Regions from separate parts of the Homo sapiens genome. Here region 1 is linked to region 2. A link is a contact called in ENCODE Hi-C or POLR2A ChIA-PET data. All regions are on one chromosome and are shown on one strand. The core of a region is the stretch at or near the end of the contact, and the rest is flanking DNA. Distances in the headings are between cores, read along the strand shown.

Region 1 (4,005 bases), core at 571-3,070, 2.7 Mb before region 2:
AAACATAGAGCTCATATCTGACATGAACTGAGGCAGAAGCAGCATGTTCTGTAGTCAGCAGTTTCTAACTCAGTGATCTCCTGCAGCAGAAATGTAACTTTTCTGATTATGGATGAGGCTGTATATCTCTGAAGGCTAGGAGTTCCTGGATGCTCACCCTAGAGCCAGCTCTTCCAGCCCCTCAGATAATTCTGTAGCCACTTAATGTTTGCTAATAAATCCTGTTCTGCTTAAATTAGCTAGAGTGGTTTCTGTTGTATGAAGCTGAATCCATCAGTACAAGCCCCAAAGAGTGACCTGTAGGCCTTTGGGAGACTAGGCATAGACTTGCTGAGTCTTCTTGGAGACCTCGTCCCAGGGCCAGGTCATTTCTCATCTGTGACAATTAGACCCTGGGCAGCACCCTTAAGATGTCACAACTTAGCAAACTGATGTCCAGCTTTTAGTGACACCAGGCTAAAGGATCATTCCCAGGAAGAGTGAGTCAATTCACCCAGGAGCCAGTCCCTATGTTTTTGCCTCTAATTGCCTCTCTCGCTTTCCTTATTTACTGGCTTTGCGCTTCCTTTCTTATTTGTCCATGATCAGCAAATGGACTCTTCCAAGGAACTCCTCATCCCTACTTCTAGGGCTACAAACCGAAGTTGTAGGCTGCTTTTACCAATCACATAAAATGTAAATAGTTACCCCTCTATATGCTCCATTGCACTCTGTATACACTCCAATGTAAAGCTTGTCACATTATATTATCATCATGTGCTTGCTTCCACTAGACTATGTCTACATGAGGGTCAGGTCAGGGCCTATTTTATGGAGTACTGACTTCCTAGTGCTTAGTACTATGCTTTATATGCAGTAGGTACTCAACAAATAGTTCTAGAGTTTTTTAATGAATACATAAATGTATGATATAAATGTAGTGTTTCTTACAAAATTTGAGAGACTTTTTCTAACTCCTCTAATCAACGAAACCTTACTACAGAGAGAAAGAGAACTGCCAAAAGACTATCAATTGAACAAATAGACTATTCTGAAATGATAACTCACATAAAAAATTGCATAATCTCATGCATCCTCTGGGGAATGTTAAAATTCTACAAAGTTATTGTATAACTCTATGAAGCTCTTTCCACATGTTATGATTTTCTTGGGCTTAGAATTGAATATATCTCAATATTGTATATTAAGGTATAATTATAATGAGATATTTGAAATCCAAAATAAAATTCTTTGACCATATCAAAGTCCTCCTTGGCAGTTCCTTCTCTTGAAGATTGACATTCACAGATCTCCAGTTACACCCATGTTCCTGCTTACAGTTAGCAACACACAAATGAATAGCAAATGGTGTCAGAAAAACAATCCTGAACACCTGTGTATGTTTGTTTGCTTTTGGCATTTCATTCAACTGCTAGTTATAAATTAATTATCATAGTCAAAATTAATTTATTTCCCCTTCCTCTATTTCCCAGTAGTACTTTCTTTATTCTGCAATTACAGCACCTAGCACATTTTCCCATGTATTGCAAAACTAATGTCTGCTCAGAACTCTACAATTTATAAAGCACTTATTACATATATTTAAGTCATCTTATTCTCACTACAGTCCTGTGACTTAGACAGAGCCAGTATTAATAAGAAATGAGAACAGAAACCTGAAACTCAGAAAGGAAAATCCTGGCCTAAGTAGGTAGCTAACAAATACCAAAGTCGGTTTGAGCTCAGGCCTTTTTGTTCAGGGCCTATATGCTTCATACACACTTCACGGAACAGGAAATGACTATAATCATTTCCTCATGGAAAGTCACAATGTGCATAGCTTTTTGTAAGCTCTGACAAATGCTACATTAAGAAAACATATTTAGGTTTAACTTTGTCTGTGGCTTACCTATTAACATCCTGTAGCATTGAGTTGCCCCGCATACTGGTTTAGGAACTGCTACACCATTTATTCAAAGATTAATAGAGAGCCACAGCTATTACTGAAATGAGGGTCCTAGGTGATCAATTAGCTTAACTCACTAGCTAGCTGACTAGTTCTCATACACTAGGCTCAAAGCACTTGGATTCAAATATATACCACAGCATTTTATAAATGATATTTATTATATTAATACAGGCTGTGAATCTACTACACCATTACCCAAAGAATGTGTCTGTAACCACCTGAATCAGAATCATGCAGGGTTATTATTAATAATTCATGAAGATTCCCAGCCTCCATGGTAGAGATAGCAGATCAGAGAGCTCATCTTGGGGAGGAGACACAATAACATAAGATGCTGAGACCCAGTCCACTTAGTAGCCCACTATTTTCCCAATCCTAGGTGGAATAGTAGCCCACTATTTTTCCAATTCTAGGTGGAATTGTAGTCCACTATTTTCCCAATCCTAGGTGGAATAGTATTCCACTATTTTCCCAATCCTAGGTGGAATAGTAGTACACTGTTTTCTCAATCCTGGGCCTGCATATCATAGGTGTTTAATAGATTCTTATTGATTCTGCTGCTTTTAAATTCTTATGACCACTAAAGTTTGAGGACTGCTGGTCACCTATATAACAAACTACAGTAAGAGAAATAAGTATAGACAATAAATAAATGGTAAAAGAAAATAAGAGAGATAAGTATGAACAGTGTTAGGAGGGACCAAGTTAAAGGTAATCAATTCTGCATAGAAGGCTCTAGAAAGGCATTACAGAGCACATTATAGTTGAATGGGGTCATGCAGAATGTTTTGGAGCTAGCCAATCAGAAAAGCAACATAAAAACACCATCCATGGGAGAGCAGGCACTGGCTTGGAAAGGCAAAGATATCTTAGGTATCAGATATAAGCAAGTCTCCCATGAGAGCTTAGGGGCAGGGAGCAGAGGGCAAAGGTGAGGGGAACAGAAATATGTGGGAGGTGAAGCTATCTGTCATGACTGAGGCCATAGCATCTTGGATGTGGCCAAGATGCTCTGAAGCATCTTGGATGTGGCCAAGATGCTCTGAAGCATCTTGGATAGTGACAATGCATGTGTGTCTGCACCTGAATTCTTAGAGCTGTGATTGATCTCAAGAGCAAACTGGCATAGCTGCCATCTAAGCTAACATGAGGGAAGGCTGCTCTCAGACATGAAGCTCCCATAATGCTCACTTGTTTTTCGGTGTATAGTTGTCTTTATATGACCAACAGGTGACCCTTTTTACCTACTTCAGGCCTTTCCTGGTACATTAACCAGTCAAGTCAAAGAGCCTAAACATGCTGAGACCCTGAATCGGCCACTGTGGCTTTCAAATACACTGGATTGTCTGGCCTGTGATTTATCTGAAAACGAATCACAAATGGAGCCATGAGTCATTTTCAGCAACCGAGGCTTTAGCGTCAAACAGTAAATTCTGAGAAACCAATTTCCGCTGTGGGCAGAACCCAGCTCCTGGTGTCTAATCATTTGTCCAAGCCTCAGAATGGAGGAAGCTGATGAAATACTGTGACGGGTCCAGCCTGGACAGGATTTGCTTAGGGGATTTCAAAACTTGGAAGGAAAAGTGGAATCCCTTGTCCCTACCTCTCAGTGGAAAGGGGTGAGGACAGGCCCTTGGCGCACACATTCATTCTCCATTCCCAGAGAATTGGGCAGGAATAAGGCCTGCAGAAGAAAGGAAATGACTGCTGGACCACAAGAAAGGTGGGCAGGAACTGAAACAAAAGGTCATTCCAGATCTTCTCCCTGTGGCTCTCTCTCCTGTTCTCTAACAAGAGAAGAAAAGCAACCTGAGCAAGTCCAGCCTCTACTCTCCTCTTTGCAGCAGCTTGTTTCTGCCGCCAGTTGGGCTCTTTCTCTCCAGTCTCAGAGGAAAACGAGGAAAGCATAGCCCTTTGCTCACATCAATCTGTCTACCTGTGCCCCTGAGCTTGATCTTTCCACATCCAATAATAATGGCCAACACTTCCTACACCCTGACCACACCCTTTACACAAAGGGTCTCACGCAATACTCCCAACAGTCTCATGGACTGGAA
Region 2 (3,981 bases), core at 1,334-3,833:
AGGTTTCAGACTACCTGTGAATAAAATTAAGCCTATTTGAAAATTGAAGCACACCAGCAAACTTAGTATGACGATTCTTCTTACGTTTAATATAATTGGCTTTTTGGGTTATAAAACGACAGCTGAATATAATACACACGTGATGCTTTCTGAAACTGCAAAAATAAATGATATGTGTATAGCAATTTCTTTGAAAAATACATGTTTACAAGGGCCTTTCATATCTTATCTTGTTTAATCCCCCTCACACGCCATAGGTGATGTTGTTAACCCCTTTTTATGAGGAAGAAACTGGGCCACAGAGAGATGAAACAGTATGCTCAAAGTCACACCTCCAGGCCTGGCGCAGTGGCTCACGCCTGTAATCCCAGCACTTTGGGAGGCTGAGGTGGGCAGATCATGAGGTCAAGAGAACCAGACCATCCTGGCCAACACGGCAAAACCCCGTCTCTACTAAAAATACAAAAATTAGCTGGGCGTGGTGGTGCACGCCTGTAGTCCCAGCTACTTGGGAGGCTGAAGCAGGAGAATCGCTTGAACCTGGGAGGCGGAGATTACAGTGAGCCGAAATCATGCCACTGCACTCCAGCCTGGCAACAGAGTGAGACTCCATCTCAAAAAAACGAAAAACGAAACAAAACAAAAAAAGTCACACCTCCAGTAAAAGAATGAATTCAGTTGCCCAGAGTCTGTGGTCTTTCTATAACCCTCATAAGTATAACAGTAAAACTCCAGCCAAGGAAGACAAAGAGACCTTTAGAGACCAAAGAGAACTTTATTTAATTCAGGCATCCAGGCCCACAGCAGACTCATGCCCAAAATGGCTGCTGACTCTGACAAAGAAAGCAGGCTTGCTTATATGTCGTTTGAGGTGGGAAAACAAGGCAGGATACAGGTTTCAGGCAAAGACAGTAAATTATTTAACCCGTGACAATTCTGAGAAAACTTACAATTTAGTTATCTTAACCAGTCAATCTTGAAGCTAGACAGAGATGGGGTAAGGTAAAACAGGAGTTACAGAAATATGTGGGGGTCTGGGGGCAGGCAAGAAGCTTGGAAGGTTGAGATAAGCTCACAGCTGCAACTTGTTAGCAATGCTGGGAGGGGCTACTTAAATTTCTTAGCCTACATATAACTTCTAAGTAACCTATACTTAATGTTAACTATTACCTATGTTATGCTTATTATTTTAAACTTTATTATTACTTATTTTATTTTATTTTCCTTCCACATAACTTCCAAACTGTCTCCCAAATTCAGTCTAGTTGATTAGAGTAAGAAATTTCACTTTCAATATACAAGGATTGAAAGGACCTCATCTAACCTTAGGTAGAGGTTCCACTTAGTATCACCTCTAATCGATGGTCTGAAATACTAGACATAAGTAGAGTCTCTTTCCCATCAGCAGTCTGACTGAGTGATACAGGACACTTAAAATGTGTTAAGCATTGAGACTGTGACATGCCTTCAATAGTGTTGGCCTCAGTTTTAGAATTAACATGGAATCCTGTTACAGAAATGATATATATTATTGTGACAAGTACCACTGAAGCTCACAAAAGGAAAAGATAAAAAGATGACAAGCAACTGAGAAGAAACAAGCCTCTTAAAAGTAAAAGTACTTGACAAATGGGAATTATCATACTTCTGTGGATGCAAAAGTTTGGTAGGCAGAGGTTAGTACAGTTTAATGTAACTTCCTGTGAGCTATCCTTTGCCTGAAAATATGGCTCTGATCCTATCTACAGCATTATATTCCAAATCTCTTTTGATTTAGAAATTCTCCTTAATATTTTCATAGCTATGTCTGAAAAGCACAGTTAATTCTTAAGACACTCAGGCTTACTATGATACTCTCATACTGTGGAATACAGAACTAATCTTGCTTCCTTCTCTTTTTAAATAGGCCCATTAGGCTCTCGTTCCCACTGTCATAAGGATTCCACTTTGTCTCCCAGGTTCATACCTACACATGCCTCATTAAAATTCAACGTGTTTTCAACTCCCAAAGACCTTAGTATTTGGATGAGAAATACTTGTTATATCCAAAAGAAAGAGAGTACTTGAGAGAGAAAAAAGTTAAACAAGGATCTCTGAGCGTTGATGGCTTTGTAATTTTTAATTTTTCCGCAGTTGTTTTGGCTACCATTTGGAGAGCATTTCATTTCCAAGAAACACAATTTGCCAATTACTCCAGAGATCCTGTTAGAAAGGAAATGGGTGAAAATGCCTCAGAGCAGTGGCACAAATGACCCATTCCCTTCTTATTTTTAGTGTTCATTAGTAATCATTTCTAGATTCTAGCATCTCTCTTATACCTGCCGCTTAAATACATAACTGAAACCCTTAGTAATGATTTGTCCTTTGGTGATCAATTTCAGCAGCAGTCACAAGGCATTTTAAATGAACAGAGGCCCCATCCGCCCCTAAAGCGGCCCATCCGACAAGAAGGGACAACTGGAAGTCTTACCCTTGACAAAATGTATCTGGATGATGTAATAGACAGCACAGTATTTCCATTTTTTCTCCATTGTCTTCTGAACACCTTACACCAGCATTTCTGTAATGATCACAAAGTCAATTGATGTTTTCAAGCAAACTCCAGCCACCCACTTCGTGCTAAAAAACCCGAACTCTACCACACACGCCTGGGTCTGTTTATCACTTGGCAAGCCCCCAGGAAATGAAACGTAGACAGGAAAGTAATGTGGTTCAGGACTGAGTATAACGTTCGACAGAACAATGTTGAAATTGTTCTCTGAAATTTGTGTATCACCTTATTTAAGAGACTTTTCAGTATCCAAAGAGTCTCTTATTCAGGATCTCTGTGTCAGTCAAGCTGCGTCTAAAATCCAAACAAAGGATATCACGCAGAGCAGTTGGCAATGTGCTTTTTATACATTTTTTTCAAGAGCACAAAGTCATTTAACAAATGTGAGCTTGGTGTTTTTCATAATAGTTTTTCTGTTCAATCTTAAGATATGTTTTCTTTCCAGAATTGCCCTGGGGTGAAAGAACAAAGAATTAACACATTTAATTTTAATAAAATCTGAAAAGTAACAGGGAATAGTGTCAGCTATCAAACCAAATTTTATTGTCTCTCCTCTTGCAGGGAAATGCACATTTCCTGGGAGTGGAGGAGTGAGGGCTACTTTTCTACCCCTCGTCTGGGAAGACGAGGGAAGGTTGGAGGTCAGATAGGGAAGTCTCCCACCAGGTTGGCTGGAGGCCATTTTTGTTCACCACAGAAGAGTTTATCCATGCCTAAGCCAAAGCAAGGCAGTAACAATCAGAATCCAAAGGCAGAGAATTCCCACCTCAGTGAGCTATTAGGCTTATTACATCTGCCTAGTTACTTCTATTTACAGAGAACCGCAAACAGGTTTCAGGAAAGTGACCCCTTGGTAAAAATGTCTGGCTATTCGTAGAACACGATGACTGTTCCCTGCTATGATTCTCTGATTTAATTGTATTAGTTTTTCAGCCTGAGATAAAATAGGCTGTCATCACCCTCCAACATTAAGAAAACAAGCATTAGACTGAGGACTACTGTAAGTTTGATGGACAAAGAATAACTACAAATAAACATGTGTGTCTTCATACAACCGTATGAATGATTAAAATATCCTGTGACCCTAATCTCATTACTAGAATATACGTACCACCTAGCAAGACCAAAGACAAATGAAAAGGCCAGTTGTAATCCTGAGATGGGAATTCTTTTCAGGTGAGGTGGAGATAATTTTCGTCAGGTTGTCATCATGTATACACCAATCTCTCCTATGCAAGGACTCGTGGTGAATATGGACGATGCTAAGACAGAAGGAAATGCTTTTGCCATTCAGGAGATTAAATTTAGATGGGAGAAGAGAGGTTTTCATGTAAATAAACAAGGGCGACTGTCTTCCTGGACGTCCAGATCACCCCCTATACCACCACTGCAAATACTTGCCATGATAATTGCCATACTTATTCAGTATT

What was found. Hi-C counts contacts between places; a loop is a spot of excess contacts on that map. ChIA-PET counts read pairs that join two places held with the same protein, here RNA polymerase II (POLR2A). Pooled maps may share reads with other maps.
Region 1: a map of CD8-positive, alpha-beta T cell shows a loop between it and region 2 (14-fold over the local background). The contact joins the enhancer-like site here to the promoter of CD96 in region 2. A Hi-C loop is called at or near these places in 3 of 168 maps with a recorded cell type or tissue (CD8-positive, alpha-beta T cell, naive thymus-derived CD4-positive, alpha-beta T cell and natural killer cell), 1 of 37 single-sample maps with no recorded cell type and 10 of 50 pooled maps. POLR2A ChIA-PET finds 5 or more read pairs at or near these places in 1 of 52 experiments (T-cell).

The regions. Positions count from the first base shown.
Region 1 is chr3:114,221,111-114,225,115 of GRCh38, reverse strand. No RefSeq gene overlaps it. Among named protein-coding and RNA genes, the nearest start is that of ZNF80, 14 kb to the left of the region's middle. Within about 2 kb of position 1,820, at least 6 of the 41 ENCODE cell types and tissues checked have a DNase peak (open chromatin) inside an H3K27ac peak, as active enhancers do; they include CD8-positive, alpha-beta T cell and natural killer cell, where a contact is called at or near this core.
Region 2 is chr3:111,540,799-111,544,779 of GRCh38, reverse strand. It overlaps CD96 (CD96 molecule), which reads right to left and starts at 2,583. Exons shown (of 14, transcript NM_005816.5): 1 at 2,471-2,583. The coding sequence starts at 2,531. LOC105374039 (a long non-coding RNA gene) reads right to left here. Exons shown (of 3, transcript XR_001740846.1): 3 at 2,777-2,845.